Regions from separate parts of the Mus musculus genome. Here region 2 is linked to region 1. A link is a loop called in an ENCODE intact Hi-C map of the cell type or tissue named here. Cell type or tissue: heart. All regions are shown on one strand.

Region 1 (8,000 bases):
GAAATCTAGAGAGGGCTGAGAAACAAAACTGAATGCCCATTAGGGAGCACCACCACTATCAGAACCATTAAAATATATTCTGTGTGTATGTGTGTGTGTGTCTGTCTGTCTCCTTCCTCTTCTCCTCTCTTACTCTCCCTCCCTCTTCCCTCCCTCCCTCCCTCCCTCCCTCCCTCCCTCCCTCCCTCCCTCCTCCCTCCCTCCTCCCTCCCTAGCTCCCAGCAGGAAATGACATAATTGAAATCAAACCAGAAACTAGCAAAATAGTGTTTCAGTTCCCTTTTCCATCTCTGTAGCAGCCTTAGCCTCCACATCCCAGGGTCATATGATGGACAGCGGCCAGGTTCCTCTGGCTTCCATCAGCAGAGGATCTTGTTGTCCAGTGTAGCTTTATGTAAAATGAGGGACCCAACCTGGGCCTCAGCACTGGTGTGAGAAAGCACACAGAGGAACATGCCCAAGTTAAAGAATACACACGTGGGCACATATACTGTGTGCAGTCAACATGCGAAGATAATTGCTCACTTCTGCCCACATTCATGTGGGTGTCTTCTGACACCCCATGTCCTGAAATGTCTCAACCAAAGACTTTGGTCTCCTATGCTGGAGATAGCATCCAAATGGATGTGCAGAACAAGGCTGTGCTTCCAGGTCCAGCTCTGGATTCTGCCTGCCTTGAGGAGAATTGCCAAAGCTTTTGGTACTGGAATGTGTCCATGCCTAAAATCAGGGGTATTGTTAACGTGGCCCAGAGACTTCAGAAGGGCCGGGATGAAGATGTAATTAGAGCCTATGAAGGCTTTCCACTTCCTGGATAAAAGGCAAGGCTGTGTGGCATTTTACTATCTACCTACCCTGGCTTTTATATTGCTCCACCTCCTCTGTCTTCCTTTTGGGGGGTCTGCATAAATTTTACTGGGTATTCATTTCAAAATAGACCTATTTCTACCTTAGGGCACAATTTCATTTGCTGTCTTAGAGAATTTCTTTCTAGAACCTTGATAGTCCTGAAAGGTCTACCCCCACCACATGCAAAGAACAACCCACCTCCCCCACCCTGTGGAAGAAGAGGCCTGGGTGTGATAAGTCACTCCCATTGGTGACACTTGATTTTGTCACGCTGCTTGAGCTCAGTCTATAGTGCCACGTGTGTTGCTGGAGAATCTTGTCACCTCAAATGTTCTGTCACCTGTTGTAAAAGGAAGATGACCTCACTCACCTCACCAGGTCAAGTGACATAAAGAGCCAAATTTAGCGAGTAGCGGTGGTTTCTGGCTGCTCTCTCTTTACCATCTGGCGCAGAGGAATAGGGGTGAAAAGACCCTTTTGCTCCTCCTCCTGGAAGCCCTCTGTCTAGCCTCGAACCCATTTTGATAGCAATACCACCACTTGGTTGAGTCTAGGCTGTTCTCATCTCAGTTTCTCCCAAATACTCAGCCCATCACTCCCAGTGCCTTCTCCTCCTCCATGTAGCAATTCCAGGGCCCCCAAGTCATATCCCCATTCTACCCTCCCTTCAAGCCCAGTCCCAAGAGTGAGAAAGCAAAGAGCTCTTGTATTCTTTTGAGCAGGAGAAAGTCCGTTGAAAGTGGCTTTGCTTTGTTGTGCCCACTTCAGAAAAAGATCAAACTGCAGGCTCCACGAAGAAGAAGGGAGGCTTCAGGCAGGAGGAGGAGGGGCAAGCCTAAGCAGGGGGTACAGAGGCTCTCACAGAGCCTGAGGGGACAAGATCCTTACAACTAACCAATATATGGCCTGCTCACAGATGGTCTCATTACCCCAAACCAGCCTAGACAATACAGCTAGAACGTTTCCCAGCAGATAGATAGGCAACCATCTAGTCTGAGGAACTGAGTTAGCAGTATCTACATAGGACCCCTTCCCTTCCTGAGAGTTCTTGCCTTTCAGGTTCCCAGGGAGGAGCACAGAGCACATGCAAGGAAGCCCTTGAATAGGCACTGCTTCAATTCAAGCCTTGGATGCTTAGGAGGGGCCTCGGCATCCCACAAATCCCCCAGTGCACAAAGCTTTGAGGCCAAGTGTTCAGTCTGTTTGTTCTTTGAAACAGGCCCTGGAAGCCAGGAGTTATTTGTTTCCGAAAGGTAGGCGCGCATCAGGTGGGTGGTCGCTGCACTTTCTGTGCTTTGATTCCTGCCTTTCTTTTCAGGACCACTGAGGGGTTTATTTTCCTTCTCGCAGCAGTGCTCCGGGGCTCTGCTGTACACTGTATCTGTGTTGGGTTTTCCCACAGGCCCCTGCAAAAGCAGTCCACTTGCTTTCAGAAGGCCCTGGGCGGCCCCGTGAGGGGGGAGCTGGTTGCAGCTGTATGCCCCTCCTTTCTGCAGCAGGCTTTGATCAGGGTTTTTTTTTGGGGGGGGGGGGAGTGATGGGGGTGTGGGCTGGTGCAGCCTGACCTCCCATCTCCAACATCTCCCAGGTAGAAAGTTCTGTTCAGCCTGTCTGTGGCTTCAAAGGCCCTGCCCCTCCGGGCTGGGACAAGTCTGATAATGGTTCCCATTTTTTGTTGCTGTGTGATCTTCCAGCAGCCCTATCTTTCAGTCGACAGGATCCTGCTTGTTTGGTTGGGCTGCTCCAGCCAAATTGAAATCACCTTTCTGGTTGAGGAAGCACATTGATGTCTGTCTTCTCCCATTGAGACCCCTTTGATGGCTCAGACATGGCCTTCTAGCTCAGACAAAGGTGACCCGGGCCATGGCAGCCAGACACCTGTCCAGTCAGAGCCCGAGCCTTGAACAGGGTGGACATCTGCTTGAGTCTGCAATTCAAGAAGAACACTCCATTTGGCACTTGTGTCCTCGGGAGCACACAGCTTAAGGAAAGCCAAGGCTTTCTGCTCTACTTCCTCGAAGAAATCCAGCCATGGTGGCTGAGGCGGCATCCTGTTCTCCATGCTTGAACTTGAACCTGGGACACAGCCCAGATCCCTAAAGTTGACTACAGTTCCCAGGAACTTGAGCTGCTCTGAGTTGAGAAGCAGGCAGCCAGCCAGTGTTAGGCAGGATGTCCCTTCCTAACAGTTGTGGCCTTACAGGTTCAGTTCTCAGCCCTGGGGCATGAACAACAAGTAATGGGGCCCCTCCAAAATCTATTTCTAGCTCCTACCCCAAACAGTTTCATCTGTCAGTCCCCAGGGTTGAGTCAAAGGACAAGGGCTGAGCCACCAGTGTGCTGCTGTTGGTCTGGAGAGGGGTTGCGGCTTCCCTGGAAGGCTGGCTGACTGCTCCTCTGGGGCAGGTGGGGTTAGGCTGCACATTGCCCTTTGGTTTCCTCACATTTAAAATGAGGGTGGCCAAGGGCAATAGGAGAGCATCCTCCTTCCTCAGTCTGATAGCACAGGGCTCTTCCTTTTGACTGTACTCAAAACAACCAGGGCAGAACAATGAACACAGGAGGAGGCCCAAGGGAATTTATCATGTGGCTGTCCCGTGGCAGTTCCCTCTCTGCCTTTATCTCCTACAGAGGTCTGTGTGGGAGGAAATTCTGGCAGGCTGCATTTGTCTCCCTGGAGTGGAGAGAAGCTGCAATGTTGGCCTCGCCCCAGCCTCAGCCATAGCAAGGAGACCTGAGCCGTCTCCCAAGACTCTGAAGATGTGCCCACCAGAGTGCAAACCTGCAAAGAAGAGACTCCAAAGAGTGTCAGTGTGCCCAGACCAGCCCAGGTCCTCCTCTCTGCTCCTGTCACTGCGTGACAGCTTTGTAGACACTTGTCCTCTGTTGTTGGAAAAGCAGGGGGCAGACACAGCAGTGAACACAAAAATTTCTCACACCAGGGAGGTCACTTGCCTAGAGAATTCATCCTTTTCCCCAGATGCCTGGGAAAAGAGAAAGGACCTCCGAGCCTTGCGGCGATGAGGAAGTTAGCCAGTTCCAGTTGCTCCCTGTGAAAGTAGATGTTTTGCAGCATCTGATCAGGCCATCTCATCTCAGCACTGATTCATTTATTTGTATAGTGGGGGGTATACGCATGCAAGTAGGTACACATGTGTGTACAGGTGTATGTGCAGACTTCATGAATATGTAGAGGGCACAGGAGGAAGTCAGTTCTCCTACTATGGTGCTCTCTGCCTTATTACTGTGAGTCAGTCTCTTGTTGACCCTGGAGTTTGCAGCGTTTTGGCCAGACTAATGGCTAGCAAGCCAATGATCTTCCTGTCTCTGACCATCCCTAGTCCTGGAGTGAGAGGTATATGTGGCTTTTAACATGGCTGTTGGTGATCTAAACTCAGGTCCTCATGCTTGCAGAGCAAGTGCTATTACCCACTGAGCTATCACCTCAGCCTCCCATCTCGGCATTCTTAATTTCATTCAGTCCATATGCAAAATCCTCCCTGCCAAGGGGAAACTCTAGTGCCTTTGCTGCCAAGATTCAGAAACTAAGGAAAACAGTTCCTATCCGGCAGCTAGTCACTGTGGGATGTTGGCCCACCATTCTTTGGGGCTTGAGCCTTTTATAATGCTACAAATTGAACACGGGAAGACCTGGGTTGAAGGTCACCAAGTGATCTTGACTAGGCGACCTGACATCTCATGGCCTCAGTTTACACATCGGCAATACTAGAAACCTCAGAGGACTCTTCTCACTCAGAACTGCATGAGATAACGTCTGTGATGTACCTAGCACACGCTAAGGATTCTATAATGTGACCATTATCATTACCATCCTTTCAAACGCTATGCAGGTCTGACTGGTCGTCCTCCTCCCTGCTGAATAGCAACCTCAGAGAACAGTAAGCCCTACTCTGATGTAAGAAACAAACTCCGGGTGGGAATGGGGGGCATATAGGTGGAGGCAGACCCCACAGCACAAAGGTTAGGAATGTCTACCTGGGACACCAGTAGAAAACTCAGGGACAGATCTGAACATAACCTGATTTTTTTTTTCCTCTCTGGCCATGTCACCTCTCAGGTCAGACACAGTGGGCTGGTTTCTTAGGACTTCAGTGACACATTGGCACAAACAACATCATTTCTCACTCAGTAGACAAATATTCTTTCACACTTTTGGAAAGAAGTCTAAAATTGAGATGTCTGTAGGGTTGTGTTTCCTCCGGAGGTATGAGAGACTCTTTTCTTGTCTCACATAGTCCCAGAGGTTCCAAGTGTCCCCAGACTTGTCCCCAAACTAAGCACTACATAACTTTGTCTGCCTCTGGGGCTGAGCTTCCTCCTCTTCTTTGTGTGTCTCTTAAAAGGACACTTGCACTTCATCAGAGACATGTGGCCTCAAGATTGCAAGAATCCTAACTTGATTACAATTACAAAGACCCTTTATCCAAATAAGGTCACATTTACAAGTTATAGGGTCAAGATAAAACACATCTTTTGGGAGGATCAATCTTCAAATGAGCACATCGCCAGCCTTGCAAAATGTCCAGGTTGATTAAGACTAAAACATCCACAGAAAGTGTTCTTCACCCCACGACAACATCCCTGGACCTCCACTTGGTTCTATCATTCTCATGGCAAAAGCTGGCTTTTAGTTCACTGTCAATTAACAAGAGCAGGAATCCTTGCACCAGAGAGTGGGTCTCCAGCTGGCCCTGCATCCTGGAGCTTCTGAATCTCAGCCAGAAACTGTTGTGGAAAATAATAAAAAAGGAACCCACCAACTCTCCCCAGGGCCGGACCAAACTCCCGTTCTCCTGCCACTGATGTCAGCTTCTCCATCTAACCCCAGCAGCATCTGGCTCGCTTGTCCCTGGAACTGCTGGCTCCCTCTCCACCATCGGCTCTATCCTACATTCTAGTAACCAAATGGAACCGCCAACCCCGTGGTTGCATATCACAGCACCCAGTAACCTGGTAAAATCAAGACTCTTAAAGCTTAATTAACCAATCAGATTTATGTATCAATAATATCACAATTTACAAGATGCCAATTCAATAATTTCAGAGCCAATTGATAATGATAAAAGCTTTATCCCAATTAATCAAACCTCATGATACCACAACTACTTGTGGCTGGTTAACGCCACACAGGTTCACGTCTGTAGCCATCTTCCTTCTCCTCCTACCCTGAGACACCCCCTGTCTTAAGCTCCGCCTCCCCTTTCTCTGTCCAATCACAGACCTCCTCTGCACTAATGTAATTGGACAGGGAAAATCCTGCGACTAGATACACTGAGATTTGGAACCCTGCTTTGCCCTGGAGGCTGATGAGCAAACTGTGAGGACTTGTCTGTATCGGCTTGCTGGGTCCCAGGAAGTACTGATTGGTCGCCTGATGCTCAAACCCTTTACCTTCTCGCCGGTCTCCCATCCTCCCCAGGCCCTGCACTTAGAAAAGGTCTACATACCTAGGGCGCCTCTCTTTTTGCCGACGCTTCTTCTGGCCTTGCTCTGGCCTGATCTTTTCTTTGTTTCCTCCTTCAGCCTCTCTCTCAATCAATCTCAGGTATCCATGTCTAACGGAGTACGAACGGACTTTCTCATAGGGGTTCCTGAGCTCCTGTTACAAGGCCTCCTGTCTTATTGGAGTTTCTATTGCAGTGATAAACACCACAACCATAAACAACTTGGGAAGGAGAGGGTTTGTTTCAACATACCACTTTCGAGTCACAGTTCATTGCTAAGGGTACTCGGGGCAGGAACTCAAGGCAGGAATCTGGAGGCAGGATCTGGTGCTGAGGCCATGGCGGGAGTGCTGCTTACTGACTCGCTCAGCCTGATTTCTTATAGCACTCAGGACCACCAGCCCAGGGATGGCACCACCCACAATGGATTGGGCTCTCCCCCATCAATTGCTAATTAAGAAAATCTTAATTAGCAGATCTTCAGGCCAATCTTATGAAGGCATTTTATTATTTTAATTGAGATTTCCTCTTCCCAAATGAGTTTAGCTTGTGTCAAGTTGGCATAAAACTAGCCACCACTCTGCATGTTGACTCTGCTACCAAGCAAGATGTAAAGAAGACTATACTACAATCATATTCTTCCAGTCAAATACTGTTCTATAGAAATTTAACAAGGGATTCAGTTCCTTACAGGTGGTTTCAAGTAAGTGTTCTGTGTGCATGGAAGCCATGCCTTTGGAAGAGACTCAAAGGACAAGCCATTGCTGTGCCCGTCCCTCTGATGGGTCCAATCCAAGGTGCTCTGATGGTGACCTCTCTGTTTCCTCATCAGCATCTATTAATAGTTTTATGTCAACTTGACATAAACTATAGTCATCAGAGAGGAGAGAGCCTCAGTGGAGAAAATGCCTCTTTATAAGATCAAGCTGTAGGCAAACCAGTAGGACATTTTCTTAATTAGTGACTGATCCAGGAGGGCCTAGGCCATTGTGGGTGCTGCCATCCCTGGGCTGGGAGTCCTGAGTTCTATAAGCAGGCTGAGCAAGCTATGAGGGGAAAGCCAGAAAGCAGCAGCCCTCTGTGGCTTCTACTCCAGCTCTTGCCGCTATATTCCTGCCCTACTTGAGTTCCTGTCCTGCTGACTTTCTCTGACGATGAATTGTGATGTGGAAGTGTATGATAAACAAACCCTTTTCTTCCCGGGCTTCTTTAGTTGTAGTGTTTCACCACAGCAACAGAAACCCTAAGATAATACCCCCCCCCCCCCCCGCTTTGGCATTCCTATTTCTGGCTTGCAGATGTCAACAAGGCCTGTGTAGAATTCAGTCTTTACACATTTGGCCTCTCTGGATCATTTACCAACACAGTTGTCTCCCCTCACCCAACCCCCCACCTTCCCATGTTCATTGGGGCCTAGTTAAGGGTAAGAGGTTGCTGTGACCCTGAGAACAGGTGGTACTGGTGACTAACTGGATATAACATGATAGCTGCATATAACACATACATTGGCAATGGCAATTCAGGGCTGTCCGCTGATTAGCACAGTATGGCGATGGGAAAGGGCCTTACCTCTCTGAACCATCATGACACTTCTTGCTGAAGGCCGCACTCACATTCTTTCTTTTTTCTTCCTGTTCACATATCTGTGTCTTTCCAAGCATATTGTGTGTTCTACACGCATGGAAG
Region 2 (8,000 bases), 300 kb before region 1:
CCCAGTGTGGGTAAATGAAAGAAAGTAGACACAAAAAGCCCTGGATATCTGAGGGTCCAGAACAGGGAAATCCATTGACAAGAAGTATACTGGTGACTTCTGGAGGTTGTGGGAGGGATGCGACATAGAATAGCTGCCCAGTGGGCATGGGCTTCCTTTAGGGTCGATGAAAACATAAAAGCTTGCCAGGCAGGGAGGCACAAGCCTTTAATCCCGGCAGTAGGCAGAGGTGTATGGATCTATGTAAATCCAGGGCCAGCCTGGTCTACATAATAAGTTCCAGGTCCAGCCAGGGCTAAATAGTGAAATCCTGTCTCAAACAAACAAACAAACAAACAAACAAACAAACAAAAAATGGAACTAGCTACAGATAGAGAGTCACACAATGTTAGTAATATATGAGAACCATGGAGTTGTTCAGTGTTTTCAAAAGGCTGCCACTTATTCTCCAAGTGCTTGGAAAGTCTCCAGGAAAAGCCAGCTGAGCTCAGACAGCAGGCATGGCAACTGTCCTTAGCCTGGTGGTTATTCAGCTCTTGGCCTCATTGGACCAGATGACAGGAGTTCCAACAGGACCCAAGGGGACAGGGATAGTTCTTCTGATGGGTGCATCCCTTAGTCAGAGACAGGGCAGCATCTGCTTTGCCAGATGGGAATCAGGATTCCTAGGCCGCAGAGCTGGCCCTTCAACACCATCTCTGAGTCTGCCCACATCAGTGTCACCTCTCTCCGTGGCTGATCTTTTCTCTGTCCGGGGTATCGTGTGGAGGACTGTAGTGCTTGTGACCACTGCATGTGACATGTGACCGTTGTCTCTATCACAGCGTGCTCTTTGGTGAGAGGAGACGGTCAGGCACTGGGCCCCTTATCTCTTGGTCTTGTGCCTGGAGTCTGTCATGCAGTCAAGCGAACACTCCTGTTGCGCTATATTTCCAAGACTCCATGCCTGGCATGGGCTAGGCGCTCGGTTAACGCCTAGGGGAGGCACAGGAGCTCCATACGTGCATAGTGAGTGCCAGCACCTGCCCACTAGGTACTGCCAGTCAGTGAGGGACGCCAGACCCTAGGCTATAGAACGCCATCAGACTCTAGGTGAATGCCATCAGACTCTAGGCTCTCGAATGCCATAATAAAGTTTGGATTTAGACCTGTCTGCCCCAATTCAGAGTCCTCTTCCTATTCTGACCCACACCATCCAAGCCTGTGTCCTGGCCTTGCAGTTTGCAGGATGCAGTTGCAGGAGGAGTTGCTGGAACAGCGTTCAGCTTTGCAGCCTCCGGACCCTTTCAGACCCCCAACCCCTTCCACGCTCAGGCTCTCAGCAGCCCCACCCCACCCCTGGAAACTTTTCTCAGACTCAGCCACCACCGCAGCCAGCTCCCTTTCCTGAGAACCTCTGTCATAAACAAGGCAAGGCCCTCATTTGCCTGCCTCTCCGCCCCCACCCTTCCTCACCTAAGGGAGCCTCAGTTATAAATATGGGGGTCACACCTTATACTCATATTCAGCACCTTTCATCTGGGGTGCTCCTGCAGGCTGAGAGGCTAATTAACCTTCTCCCTGGGTAGGGTGAGTAAGAGCTGCCGTCCCAGCCTGGGAGCGGCCTAGCACACATGGGGCTGGCCTTCCTGGGGAGAAAGAAATAGGGTGAGCTGACATCTCCGGCCGCCTACCTCTCCATACTCTTTGTCATGGGACTTCCGCACACAGATCCCCATTCTCTGGCTCATAATGAAGGCCATTTATTGAGTGCTTACTATATGCCTAGGGCTTGCTAAACTTCCACCTATTAAATGTTAACCACATGTGCTGAGCACCAGGGCGGTTGTGAAATTGCACTCGTGGCTCCCATGATGGGGCTTGACTCCCGGCTTGCCAGAGGCCAGTACTTCCACACATGACCTCATGAGAAGCCCTTAGTGCCTGGCACCGAGTCAGCACCCGAGAAGTGATCATTATTAATCTTCAGAATCTTCCGACGAGGCAGAATGCTGTGCTCTCCCCATTTCCCAGATGAGGCAACTGAGGCTCAGAGAGATTAAGTTACTTGCTGCTGGAGATAACCCAGAACTGGTTTTGAATTGGAAAGTGACTTACTTTGTTTCTTTGTTGTTGTTGTTGTTCTTATGTGTTCCTCTCCCTGGCTCAATGGGCCTGGAATCCATGGACTCCCCCCCCCCCGCCCCCCAAGACATAACACTGGAGTGGTATGGGGGCCCTAGATAAACTTTCCTGTCTTCTTTATCCCAGACTGAGTGCTGGGAGGCTGAGCTTAGTTATCCTGATTCCCCCATTCTTCTGATGAAGAAAGGGTTATGCAGGGTGCAGGGACCAATAGAGAATGTTCTCCACAGAAGCCTGAGCAGTAGACAGGCAGAGGCTGTCTGTCCCATCCTCATCTTCAGCTTGGCATGGGCACCCTACAGGCAACAAGCATCCTGACAACAACATTTGTGGTTGCTGTGTGCTAACCCGGCCAACCCTAGAGTCATTAGGGAGGGGAATAAATAGGAGGGGTGAGAACCGAGACTCAGGGAAAGATAGCGTGTCCCCCTATCTGCTCTCCAAAGTGCTTGGAGCGGCAGGGCAAAGCTAGCATGAGCTTGCACGCATCCTTTGAGGTCCTCCTCACATGTTGGAATTGTGACATCAGCCCCAAGCATACAACAGGCCCTTAACAATGTTCACAGAAGAAATTGGCCCCAGACAAAACATGAACTGCATGGGTGGGAAGATGGCACGCTGTCTTCTTACAACTGCCCAACGCATCTGGTTATATCAAATATGATTCTCCCTCAGGCTTCAAGGAAGGGCTGAAACAAATCGGACTCAGTCAGTGAGAAGCCCAGGAGTACCTGGCTAGGGTTCCTAAAGGTGAGGTAGCATTCTGGGTGTGGCTAAGATCTTGGGTCCCAGGGTCTCTTCTTAAGAGGGAGGTCCTGGGTACCAGATGTCTGGACCTTGCCCATTGGTCTCTCTTCTGTTCCCATAGCTTTGTCCTTCAGCCTTTGGATGGGTGGCAATGCTCTGGTCCCCTCTGCTCACCACACCCAGCGCTTTCTTGGGTTCTCTCCAGGACCTTCCTGCTCCCTTCTTCTAGACCCCTCTTTAGAATTTCCACAGAAAGGCCTTTTGTGACAGCTTCCACACAGCCCAGTATAAATCACACATGCTCCTTGATTCGCAGTGAAGCCCTGTCCCAACAATCCCTTCAATGAACTGAAAAGGCCAGGTAGCGTGGAGAGTACACCTGCTTCCGTAACGTACCAGACGTCACCACTGTGCCATGCAGTACACTATAGACCACTGTCTGCTTCCCACTCACGACTGTAGGAACTTCCCGCAGAAGAATACTGTGTTTATTGCTAGTCCGGGGGAAAACCCAGAATTAAAAATTCAACTGTGGTTTCTACTGAATGTATATTATTTATGTTTCACCTTACAGGTGAAATTATGATAAACTGGGGACTGTTTGTAGTTCCCTATTTATGTCTTCTTTCAGTGCCTTAATATTTTCCTCTATAAGAACATGGAAACTTTTCCAAACTGGGCCTGGTGAGATGGTTCAGTTTGGTGAAGGTGATTCACAGGCCTGATGATCTGAGTTTGGTTAGAATCTACAGAATCCACATGTTAGAAGGAGGGAATCCAGTCTTGAAAACTGCCCTGATTTAAATAACTATATAAAATATATACACACATATACATATATGCATATATATTTTATAAGTGAATTAAAACTTTTTCAAGGGGCTGGAGAGACGGATAAGCAGTAAAGGTCATTGGCTACTCTTCCAGAAAACCCAGGTTCAATTCCCAGCACTCACGTGCTTACAACCTTACAAGCTTACAGCCATCTGTAATTCCAGTTCAGGGGATTTAAAAAGTCCTCTTCTGGCCTCAAAGTGCACTGCAGGCACACGGTACATAGAAATACATATAGGCAAACAGCCGTACACTTAAGATTTAAAACTTTCTCAAGTGTCATCTTAGATTTGTGAAATTATCCCGCTAAGTGCCATATGGTTGAGAGCTCCATCAGGGTCCTCTGTGCTCTGTCTGCATACTGTATACTGGAGTGGATGATAGAACCCTGGCCTAAGTAAGTGGGCTGAGCTGGTAGATTCAGGACCAGCGGCCAACAGCAGCAACATTCACCCTGGAATGCCATAAAATACAAACTCTGAGTTGGAGTCCGACCAACAGATGGGAAGACGCCTAGGGAAGTGTGGTGTACGCTTTTGAGAACCCTGTAGAAAGGGTCTCAGTGCCCGGTGGTCCAGGGCAGTTAGGATGGCCCCGCGTGTGCCATTCGGCACACTGGCCAGTGGAGGGCAGTGTTGCCACGCCCATCGAACGACCTCGGCTGCTTGAGCGGCGTGAAAGGCCGGCTGGGGAAGACCGGCGGGGCGGCCGCAGTCTGCTCGCCCGGGCGACAGACGCTCCGAGATGCCGAAGGGCCAGCAGCGGCCCCGAAGCTCCGGGCTGGCCGCGCTGTCGCTCTGCCGCGCCCCGGTCTCGAAGGTTCGCGAGGCTCCAGGGCGCAGGGGAGGAGGCTCGCTCGGGCCGGCCGGGGCAGCCTGCCAGAGAGGGCGGCGGAACCTTGACCGCGGCCCCGGAGGCAAAGGGCAGCCTCCGCGTGATGCCTCGGCGAGCAAAACAAGCCGGCCATCTTGGCGCCCTTAACCAGCTCCTGGCCGCTCCGGGCGCGGCCAGGGGTCCGGCCACCGAGCCCCGCGGCGGGCCTGGGATTTGGAAACCGTAATGCCATGGGCGTGGGGAGGAATTTCTAAGAACGGGAAGAAAACTCGAGGCCCTGGCACGTTCCCTGGGGTGTTTGGAAATGCCATCAGTTAGCCATTAGTAGGCAGGGCCAGCGCTTCGGTCAGTGATTGGATTTGTCCCAGTCGCCTCCTAGTTCTTTTTGCCCTATATTCAAAGAGCTTAAAAGTCATGGGTGGTTGAAGTAGGTCAGAGTGATCACCAGGCTGTTGTTGCCTGGCAGCCCAGTGGCAGGGTCCGAGACAAGGTGGTATTCCAGTAGATGCCCTCGGGCCGTACCAACCCAGGGTCAAGGACTAGCTGCTCCAGTGCTATATGTGATCAGCTCATTTCCAGTTTCTCAATCATTCTGATGTCATCCGAGGGACAGAAGACCCCACGGCTCCTCCTCTTTGCCTAGTTTACACATCGGGGTTGTTCTAGCATTTGTAGTTTTCAGGTTCTAGAATATTCTTTTCCTCTGTCAGCCCCCACTAAGAAGCTTTCTTGATTTCCCCCTTTGTTTCCAGTGAAGGTGCCTCTTCCTGGCTAGCCCACCTACATGCTGTCATCACTGGGCTTCTGCAACTCTCAGTCTTTGTGGCTGCACCCTTCCCTTCTGAATCCTGAGGACCCATGAGTGTCAGGCCCATCATGAAATTGGTCGTCTTACTGGGTACGTAGGTCATGCAGGAACGGGTCCTTGCAAGAGGACTACCAAGCGACTGAATAGGTTTTAATCTGGATTGGGGCCTAGGAGTTATTCACAGGTGTTTTGAACCTTCAGCACAGGAGTATGTATAATGGTGTTTCCTTAAGCCCTGTAATGGAATCCTTTTGTGTGTTTACTGAAAGTTATTCTGAGTAGAACTGTCAGGGTGTGTGCGGTAGGAACCAAAACCATAGGTGTGAACCAGACTGAGAAGATGGGCCCTCAGAGCCCCCTCTGTGCAATTCTGTATGGCTTGGGCTATGGGCAAAGGGAAGACAATCAGGCTGGCAGGCTCAGGACCAACTGAAGACCGGCCTAAGCCGGTGGTTCTCAACATGTGGGTCGCGCCCCCGGGGGGTTTGTCAAAGGACCCTCGGAAGACACAGATATTTACATTATGATTCACAACAGTTGCAAAATTACAGTTATGAAGTAGCAATGAAGGTGATTTTATGGGTTGGGGGTGTGTGGGGGTGGGTCACCACAGCATGAGGAACTGTGTTAGAGAGTTTCAGCATTAGAAAGGCTGAGAACCGCTGGGCTAAGTGCTTGGCAAGACTTGGGGTGTAGGCTGAGGGTCCCAGGAAGAGGCAGGAAAGAAGAGCTTGGGACAGCTTGGAGAAGGTTTATGCCTACGGAGAGATCCTTTCTTGTTCCTTTTAAAAGATGAAACCCAAAGTTGTCCCATGAAGGACTCCTGAAAACCCCTTTCAAGCCTCGGCCACAGATGATCTGCGGAATGCTCATTAAGGGGGAAACAAAGAGGTGGTTTTGTTTATTTATTTAAGGGGAAAAAATAAATGAGCTGTGACAAAACAATTTGAAACCAGGCCCTCTGAGACCTGGGCTTTCACTTCCTTGATGGGAAGTGAAACAGAGAATGAATCCCCCTCCAAATAAAAGTGAAGTTAATAATCAGACAAGCTCAAGCCCTGGCCACATCCTGTGTCAGCTCCCTCCCTCCCTCCCTCCCTCCCTCCCTCCCTCCCTCCCAGGGCTCTCTGTTTATAGCTGCTGAACCCGCCTTCCCAGCCTTGAGCAGGCTTAACTCTTTCCTCCCTGCCTAGGGGAAGCCTCAGTCTGCTCTGACTGAAGAGGCCAGCCTCACAACCTTCAGAGTAGACATGGCTTCAGTAAGGGGATGACTGTCCCCATGTCTGTCCCTGTGGGACCGTCCTCCAGTTCAGCTCCTGGCCATGTGCTTAGATAGCCAAGCTTAGGTTGCCCTGCAGAAAACCCTCAGTGTCCCCTTTCCTTTTGATGTCTCCATGGAAAAAGCAGATATGTCCACTGCCACTGCAGATTCATGCAGCCTTTGTGGCCTGGTGGCTTCTGGGAGAGCTGCAATCTGAGGGATATAGGCCCAAGTCTTTGGGGTTCTGGGCCTGAGTTGGAAGCACTAGTCTGCACATGTCTTTCTACTTCCAAGGTCTTCTGTATGTTTATTCCAGAGCCCCCTCCATGCTGTCAGTGGTAGTCTGTTCCCATTGGGTCGGGGACTCTTGCTAAGCCTATGGACTTTCTACCATTCCAAGCAACAGCTTTGTCTATAGAGCAAAGGTTAGGCTCATTTTGTGGCTTGTCCAGTGTTTCAAAGCTAACAGATGGGATTTGAAGCCAAGCTTTTTGGCTTCCAAACCTGGTGCCTCAGCCCTTGCTCCCAAAGTCTCTCAGAGATTGCTGTCTTCCTTGGAGTCATAAGTTTTGAAAGTTTACTAACTCATTGTATGGGTCTCAACACCCATGGGCTTTCTGAGCTCATTCTAGCCTTGTTGTGAGCTCTCCCCACTTCCCGGGAGCCCACCTAGGGAAGGAGACAGAGCAGGAGGAACTGTTGTGGCTCCTCCATCCTGCCTTCCCTTGGCTCTTCGGACAGTGGTTCCAAGGAAAGGAGGGGATAGAAAGCAGACTTTGAGTTCTTCATCCCTGCATTGGATTGGCTCAGGCCTTAGGAGTCGGGACTCAAACATGGCTGAAGCACATCTCTGGTCAGGTCCTTTGGTGATCCCTCTAGTCCTTCCTTGAAGGTGTGTTGTACTGCCCCCTGCTGTGTGGAGCCCTTCATGGCTTGCTTGCCAACCAGGGTCAACAGCCCTATCAGCACCAAAACCAATCCAGCCTTTAGGAGTGGGTATGAGTTCACCTCCTATAGTTCTACATCGCGTGCGCACACGCGTGCGTGTGTGTGTGTGTGTGTGTGTGTGTGTGTGTGTGTGTGTGTGTGTGACTCAAAGCCATGGCTCAGAGCATGCACTGCCCTGTTCATCAGCTTCTAGCTGATTTAGCCGGAGGGAAAGATCCCATCCTCCAAGGTGACATGTTCTGGACCAGAGGGTGTGTCCTAGACCTCTGGGGAGCATAGTAGCGTCGGCTTCTCCAGTGCCAGGCAGGATACCAGGCCCAAGGATGTTCAGAATAGTCTGCCTTTCTATTTATTTTTTGATGTTTAAGGAAAACCTTGGATAGTGGAGCGTCGTGGCTCGTGCCTATAAACCCAACACTGAGGTGGGAAGGCCCCTGTGGGTCT

The links. A loop is a pair of places that touch in the nucleus more often than their neighbours do. Peaks named below come from ENCODE experiments on the same cell type or tissue, not always from the same donor. Only the 100,000 strongest peaks of a DNase experiment are listed, where the experiment ranks them.
Region 2: it touches region 1 in a loop (2.5-fold over the local background); 4 of 42 quality-filtered maps call a loop at or near these places.

The regions. Positions count from the first base shown.
Region 1 is chr12:79,833,813-79,841,812 of GRCm38, reverse strand. It overlaps a transcript of Rad51b not described here. Among named protein-coding and RNA genes, the nearest start is that of Gm3596, 5.9 kb to the right of the region's middle. In heart, no CTCF peak of the experiment used is centred here; DNase peaks (open chromatin) are centred at 332 and 3,422; H3K27ac peaks cover 5,334 bases.
Region 2 is chr12:80,129,251-80,137,250 of GRCm38, reverse strand. It overlaps 2310015A10Rik (RIKEN cDNA 2310015A10 gene), which reads left to right and starts at 4,407. Exons shown (of 3, transcript NR_033514.1): 1 at 4,407-4,524; 2 at 5,292-5,437. In heart, CTCF peaks have their summits at 4,298 (motif pointing right) and 7,509 (motif pointing left); DNase peaks (open chromatin) are centred at 850, 4,510, 5,772 and 6,580; H3K4me3 peaks cover 2,450 bases; H3K27ac peaks cover 6,139 bases.